3 separate regions of the Mus musculus genome follow, and all the other regions are linked to region 1. Evidence: chromatin loops called from intact Hi-C (ENCODE). Cell type or tissue: left cerebral cortex. All regions are shown on one strand.

Evidence for each region. Peaks named below come from ENCODE experiments on the same cell type or tissue, not always from the same donor. Only the 100,000 strongest peaks of a DNase experiment are listed, where the experiment ranks them.
Region 2: it touches region 1 in a loop (2.3-fold over the local background); 3 of 42 quality-filtered maps call a loop at or near these places.
Region 3: it touches region 1 in a loop (6-fold over the local background); 2 of 42 quality-filtered maps call a loop at or near these places.

Annotation. Positions count from the first base shown.
Region 1 is chr4:138,659,133-138,661,632 of GRCm38, reverse strand. No RefSeq gene overlaps it. Among named protein-coding and RNA genes, the nearest start is that of Gm32662, 15 kb to the right of the region's middle. In left cerebral cortex, no CTCF peak of the experiment used is centred here; a DNase peak (open chromatin) is centred at 1,398; H3K27ac peaks cover 2,052 bases.
Region 2 is chr4:138,577,776-138,580,275 of GRCm38, reverse strand. It overlaps Vwa5b1 (von Willebrand factor A domain containing 5B1), which reads left to right. Exons shown (of 22, transcript NM_029401.1): 17 at 1,511-1,648. Among named protein-coding and RNA genes, the nearest start is that of Vwa5b1, 45 kb to the left of the region's middle. In left cerebral cortex, no CTCF peak of the experiment used is centred here; DNase peaks (open chromatin) are centred at 255 and 1,012; H3K27ac peaks cover 520 bases.
Region 3 is chr4:138,722,436-138,724,935 of GRCm38, reverse strand. All of the region lies in intron 1 of Ubxn10 (UBX domain protein 10), which reads left to right. Among named protein-coding and RNA genes, the nearest start is that of Ubxn10, 1.6 kb to the left of the region's middle. In left cerebral cortex, no CTCF peak of the experiment used is centred here; DNase peaks (open chromatin) are centred at 715, 1,066, 1,255, 1,949 and 1 more place; H3K27ac peaks cover 2,244 bases.

The DNA of each region.
Region 1 (2,500 bases):
CTGAGATGCTCACGGCTACAGACATCCAGAAGCCGAGCCAGGTGGTTCTGACTCCACACAAATCCCTCTGCCTCAGTGGAGCTCCGAGAAGGGTCTGTGCTTCCGGTGTTTCCGGGACAGGCAAGGATGTGACTGCAGGGCACCCTGGGAAGCCTTGGTTTACATTCCCAGCCTCTCAACCTACACCATCTCCTCAGTGAACCCCACTGAGCCTCTTAAGTACCCCCCAACACACACACACACACACACACACACACACACACACACACACACACAGACACAGACATACACACACACACAGACACACACACACAGACACACAGACACACACACACACAGACACAGACACACACAGACACAGACACACACACACAGACACACACACACAGACACACACACACACACAGACACACAGACACACAGACACAGACATACACACGCACAGACACACACACACACACACAGACACACACAGACACAGACACAGACACAGACACACACACAGACACACACACACAGACACACACACACACACAGACAGACAGACACACACACACACACACACACACACACACAGACACACACACACACACACACACACACACACACACACACACACACACACACCACACACCATCTTCACTCTCCAGGTTCATCTTCTGACTGGTCTCAGTCCCAGGAGAGATCCCAAAGGGTGGGGACAGCTTCCCAAGGGACAAGCAGCTGGCAGTGGCCAAAGATCTTGCAATGCCTTTCCTCTCCTCTCTGCTCTCACCCTTCCACAGCTTTGCCATAGACTCCCCAATTCCTGGCTCTGGCTTTTCCTCATTATTAAGCAGAGATGACTTCCTACTATCTAATTAGTGTCTCGATTCTCATCCCTTCTCCTTCCTCTCCCTTCCCCTCCCCTCCCTATTTCCTTTCTTCCCTTCCCTCTTTCTCACTTTTTCCTCTGCTCCTGTTGGGCCTCCCCCCGTCCCCCCCCTCCCCACCCTTTAACACGACCAGGACCACTCTGCTGTCAAAGTCTCTGTACCCTTTTGTGACCTCCTCACAGGACACTCATCTCCCATCAGGGGGAAGCCTGGGATAAGGAAGTGGGCCTCCGTAGCCCCACATCTCCAGTTTCTCTTGGAGCTGCCCTGGGGGGGGGGGACTGACTTCTGTTTGGCTCCTCCAGTCCCTGCCATGGCCCAGTGCTGCCCACACGCGGTGGGCGAATCTGCCTATTCTGAGTCCAACATAAGGCAACCCACTTCCCTGCACAGAGAGCCATTCTGCCCACCGGCAGCTTTGTCTTAATGTAGGTGATGCTCGGGGCTCCATCTGCCTTCCTCTTGGGCTTGCTTCTCAGCTGGTTCAAAATGTGCCTGTGATGGTGGGTTATGCTTCATGGACTCTTCTCGGTTACAGCCCCGGAGGAAGATCTCACACCCAAGGGCCTTCCTCATTTTAAGCTGAGATTCAACTAAACTGCTCTCACTTACGAACAACAGAAGGCCCATCTAAAAGTGGCATGAACAATGAGGGGCTGTTATCTCAAGCAGTAAGAAGTCTGTGGGCGGATTTGTTCTCCAGCCTCCTCCTCATCTTGGGCTCCTTCCCAGGCTAGATTCACAGTCCAGCCCCAGGTCACCTGTGCTATATAGCCTTACATACTCCGTAGGTAGAAGGGACAGAAGCTAGATCACTGGGTTCCAATGTCTGTTCTGTTAGCTCCCATCTGGGTGGGCCTTGGCCAAGTGCACTAAGCTTTCTGACTCTTGGTCTTTTCTTCTGAGACGATTCCGAGAAAACTCTCCTCCTGAGAATGCAGCGGGTCTGAAGTGAAGACATAGTGGCTGGCACAGTCCTGCACAGCAGCACTCTGCACCTTGGGGTTCATGGCCTACATTTTCCTCCTACAGCCTCCTCGGTTAGGGAGAGAAGCTCCAGGTGCCAGCATTAGTACTTAGGAGTACACAGTTCATGGTGTAGCTTTGTGAGGGAGTTGTTCTAAGCCAGTGGGAAGGAGGCCTCTTAGCCGGGTCACATTTTCCTCTCACCTCCTTCCGTTCTTTTTCCCTCTGAGATGGGATTTTGCTATCCAGCCCCACTGGGCCCTAAACCTTGGGATTTTCCTTCCTCGGCCTCCCTCGGCATTACACGTGTATGCCACCACACCCGGCAATGGGTCCTTGGTCCCCATGGGAATTTCATTCCTTCCCTTTGTGACTTGTGGCTAAAATGACTGTTCTGTTCCTAGGTACATGGCATCCCTCCTGCCTTGGGGCCATCTGACAGTGCAGACCCACAGAGTCCCTGCCTGGGCTTGCCAGGGTGGCCACGAAGACAGTGACTGGTGGATCTGCTCCTGATTCAAGCACCTCTGTGCTCTTAATGTCTCTTTTCCTTAAGGACACCTGTCATGTTGGACTAGGGACCCACCAATCCCAGTAGGACCCCAGTTCTACTAATCACACCTGCAAGGACATTTGCTAATCCAGGTCACACTCTGAGG
Region 2 (2,500 bases), 81 kb after region 1:
AGCCCCAATGACTCCCCCACAGTCAGCGGGGGGCCAGGCTAGGTGTTTGGCCCCACAGACGCCTCCGGAGGGTTGGTTAGCATAGAATAAAGTGAGCACATCCTTTCCCGGGGCACCTGACACTGGCTAAGAGAGGCCAGCATTAATCAAACAATTACACAGCTAATTAAATAAGTCCTGTTCAGAAACGCTTGAATTCCAAGCCCTGTATAGCAGGGATGGGTCGTGAGCTAATTTAGTTCAGGAACTGGGGCAGCCTTTCCCAGAACGTGACTAGTGAAATCTCAATAGGACACACTTGGAGAACAGAGATAAGTGGCAATAAGTACGGGATTCCTTTGTTCTAAGTTTATGCTTAATTTGCATACTATGTGGTTCATATTTTATTTGTACTTGGGGGGTAACGCATGATCTTCTTTTCTTCCATGAATACTCCTCCCCCTTTTATTGCCCTGATTCCCTGAACAGCCCTCAGAAGGCAGCAAGCCATCAAGAGGGCTCACTGTTTGGTAGAAAGGGCGTGAACTTACAGGTCAGGTCATCCTGAGCCCTAATCTCAGGTTCTGACTAACTTGCTGTGTGACCAAGCATTGAGTCCTTCTCTCTAATGTTCAATCTGAAAGGGAGGAAGGAGAGAGAGAGAGAGAGAGAGAGAGAGAGAGAGAGAGAGAGAGAGAGAGAGGAGAGAGAGAGAGACTGTCTGACTGTGTGTCTGTGTGTGTATGTCTCTGTGTGTGTCTGTGTGCATACATTGTGTGTGTGTGTTTTGGGTGGGTTGTGCCAGTTGTGGAGGTGGGGGTAGATAGGTGTACAGAGAAGCCGGAGGAAGATTCAGGGTGTGTCCCTCTCATTCTCTAACTTGCTCCCTTGGGAGAAGAGTCTCTCACGGAGCCTGAAGCCTGGGGCTTTTTGGCGAGGCTGGCTGGCCGGCAAGCACCCTGGGTCCTCCTGTCTCTCAGCTCCCTGCATCTCCAGCCCTGGATTCCAGGTGGCCACAGCCATGCTCAGCTCCTTCTCTGCTGGGGACACAACTCAGCGCTTTCTTAGCAAGTGCTCTTGCCCACGAAGCCATCTCCCAGATCACGGCTTTCCAATCTTCTCAGCCATGTGGAAGGTCCCATGAGTCAGGGAACCCATGAAGCCCTGTCACAAGGTTCCCGCCAGTCACCTGCAAGATTCAAATACACAGTATAGACAACATAGGACGCCGTTTAAATAAACATGCTATTTAAAGGAATTAGCTATCTTTTACTCTAAGATAATGACTTAAGTTTTTATGTTAACACACCCTTTATCTTGTGAAATGGTGTTTTTTGTTTTGGTGGTGGTGATGGTGGTGTTTTGTTTTGTTTTTTTGTCTTTAATTAGCCCATTGGCAGGCCACCAATTTCAAGACCTACTTGACCCCAAAGATGGACTGCTAATCCAGCTCTCCTTTCAGCTTCCAGGGTCTCCACGCCAAGCAAGACTTTCTGATCCCAGACCGTGACCCTTGCTCTTCCTCCCACAGGGTCCAATCGCCGATACCAGGTGAACGCCGTGCACACCAGCAAGGCCTGCAGCGTGATCAGCAAATACACGGCCTTTGTGCCTGTGGACATAAACAAGAGGCAGTACCTGCCCACGGTCGTCAAGTACCCCAACTCTGGTAAGGCGCATGCGTGAGTGTAGGGAGAGGCACACTCCAGCCCGCGGGCTTGGGGAGGAGCTGAGATACAGGAAAGAGCAGGCTCCCAACGGGCGGGCGGCTCAGCCACAGAGGAAGAGGGGAGCAAGATGCCTTCAGTGTATTTTGTTCTCCCCCGGAGAGACGATAAACGATCCAGTTCTTTGTAAAGAGCCCCAAAATGTCTAGAATGATGCAACCTAAGACAGATGCGTCAGAGTGACAGTCACCCAGGAGGAGAGCTTGTACCTCCCTGCTGTGCCCATCCTGACTTCTCTTGGATGGGTTGTCTACAAGGAGGGGAATCATGTGACACGTGCAGTTACCTCAGCTGGAACACACCGATACATACTATGGTTTTCAAATTAAAGCTGTGAAAAATAGTCTATTCCTGAAGAAATACTTAAACGCTCTTTTTGATCACATACTGTATTCCACTGCAGGGATATCCCATCATCCACCAGGCCCAGCCTGGTGGCACAGGCCTGTCACCCTGGCTACTCAGACGATGGAGGTACATGGGTCGCCGGTCCAAGGCTACTTGAGCTACATCCTCCGTTTTCAAGGCTAGCCTGGGCAACTTAGCAAGGCCTTGTCTCAAAAATAAAAGTTAATAGGAGAGTCAGGGATATAACAGTGGAGTGCTTGCCTGGCGTGTGGGAAGCCTGGGGTCAGTCCCTAGAACTGGCTTTGCCTCTTATGTTTTATGCTTGGTCCACAAAGCATATGTTAGATCATCCAACCCTCGAAACAGTTCTGCCAAGTAACTTCGTTACTGCCCCATTTTACAGATGGGAAACAGAGGCAGAGGATGTTTCATGATGAGGCTTGAGG
Region 3 (2,500 bases), 63 kb before region 1:
TTCACGTTCCAGACCTTTCTGCCATTCCCGGAACACTCCTCTTCCTTCTGCACTTGAAGCTTTGCTTCCAGACCTGCCAGACCACGGAAATAATAGAGGCCTCTCCCCAACCCCCTCGCCCGCCCTTCTATCCTGGAATCAACCCCGGTTCTCTCTCTTCACTCACTTGGTGGCTTGTGGTTTCCCACATTGTAATCTCTGGTTTGGGGTAGCATAGCGAGTGGTTTCGATCCTCTCTCTCTCCCTCTCTCCCCCTCCATCCCCCGGGGTTGGTTCCTTTACAGAGTTTAATTTTGTAAGCCAGGCTGGGGACTATGGGGTGGCGGCAGTGGGTGGTAGTAACTGATAAACAATTTTAAAAGACCAATGCACGTGTACATGTCCCGGTATATGCCAGCAGATGGTTCGTAGGAGGGTGTATTTTGCTGCTTGCGCTGTAGGTTTAGATTTGGGCTGTGAAGTACCATGGTCTGACCCTATGGTGGCTTGTGGGCACCATTGGAAAACCACGGGAATCTTGATTTCATTTGTATCCAATGTCCCTTCCTTCCTGTTCGTGTGGTGATAATCCTAAGGAATGGGCACCTGCCCTTCTGGAGGGCAACATCTTGAAAATAGTGGCCCGTGTTTTGTTTCCTGCTTCCTAGCAGGCGTCTGCCTCCTAGCTATTGTGTTTAAGTAAACAGGCTACTTGTCTCTTCTGCTGGCAGCGTGATGGATGCCTACGCCTAGACGTTGTCAAATCACTTTGTAGTTGAGTGTCTGCCAGGCCCTAGAGGTGATGAAATAAATGAGCCATGCAGGGATTGTGCTGTCGCAGGAGCCTAGACAGAGGGCAAAGGTAGAGTTTGGGACCCAGGGTGTGTGTGTGTGTATCTCTGAAGGCGCCATGGCTGCCGTTCTCCAAACACCTGTTTCCTGTAGCATCCTGCCCTCCTTCTGGGTGGGGGTGGGAGCTGGTGTTCCCTCTGTGTAACAGATGGTCTCTGTGCTGGGTAGGAGGCGGTGGGTTATAAAAGCAGGTTGGGTGTAACGGCTTTACCTGAAGGAGGTGTTAGTCTCGAAATAGCCTTGAGTGGGCTTATGAGAATTAGTCATAATTGAGGTTTTTCTCTTGAGATAGCTTGCAAGTCATGTTATCTTATGACCAGGGTGTCTTGAATATGACACCCCCTGAACACGGCTAATTATACAGAGTACCAAAAGGTATAGCAACGACACGCACACACTCAAGTTTGACTGTTAAAAATAACCCCGCAGAGTGCCTGGGAGAACGCATGACTTTTCTCATCGAAGTTGTTAGGGAGAGGTTTCTAAGTTACCAAACTTCCTGACAGCCAAACCTTCCCCAGGCATGTGTGGGTGTTGGAAGCCAAGCCTGTGATAATTCTGTGGAAGCTGTGGCAAATTAATAGCCATTCCCAAGTGAGAAGGATGGAAGCTCAGCTAGAGGCTTATCCTCGCCTCAGCTGGACAGCTATGGCTTTCTCCTGCCACTCCGAACGAGAAACTCATAGGGAAAAAAAACTTTATGGTTGATCAGAAAATAAATGAGCAAGGGAAGGGGCAGGCATTTCTGGCGTCAAAACTTTTCGCTCAGGAAGAAGTTTCTGAACTACCTGCCTCCAGATTGGGCATGGAGAACAGAGGGGGAGAATGGAGGAAGGTTTGGCTGTGTAGAGCAGGGATAGCCACAGAGCCTTTTCACCCGTTAACCGGGTGTGTGTGTGGGGTGTGTGTGTGGGAGAGAGGGGGGGGAAGGGTGAGAGGGAGGGAAGGAGGGAGGGAGGGAGGGAGGTGACGGCTCAGTGGGGATAGCATTTGCCCAAGGTCCAGAATTTGGATTCCCACAATCCATGAAAGTGCTGGGTGAGTGTGCCAGCTCACCTATAACTCCAGCCCCAGAAGGCAGAGACAGGATCCCCAGTCTAGCAAGACTAGCCATATGGATGAGCTCTGGGTTTGATTGAGAGGTCCTGCCTCAGTGAATAAGGCATAAGAGCCATGGAGGCTGATTTCTACTCACATCAAACCTTGGCCTCTATCTGTGCATGTGTACCTGCCTACACATGTACCCCCAAACATGCAAAACACACAGACACACAGGACACATGGATAAAGAGGATTAAAACGTGAAAACGGAAGGGAACCTGGTCAGAGATTTTGAACAGCAGGCTCCCCTGGATTCGTAGAAATAGTATGTTTTGGTTCCCTGTGGCCTGGTTCCTGGTGGTCTAGTACAGGAGAGAACACACAGAGCATCTGGGGGCAGGGGTCACACCTAAGCCCACGAACCTGGACTAGTGCTCCTGAGGGCTGCTTGATGGAGGAGCTTGGGGGAAGTCAACTCTTAGGTGAGTGACAGTGCGTAGGTGGAAGGGACGGATCAACCCAAGAAATGTTTTGTTGTCTTGAGGCAACTGCATGGGAGGGGGCGGGGACGGGGGAGCTCTGAAGTCAGCCTCCTGACCGTTCTGTGCAGTGGACAGGGCACATTTGG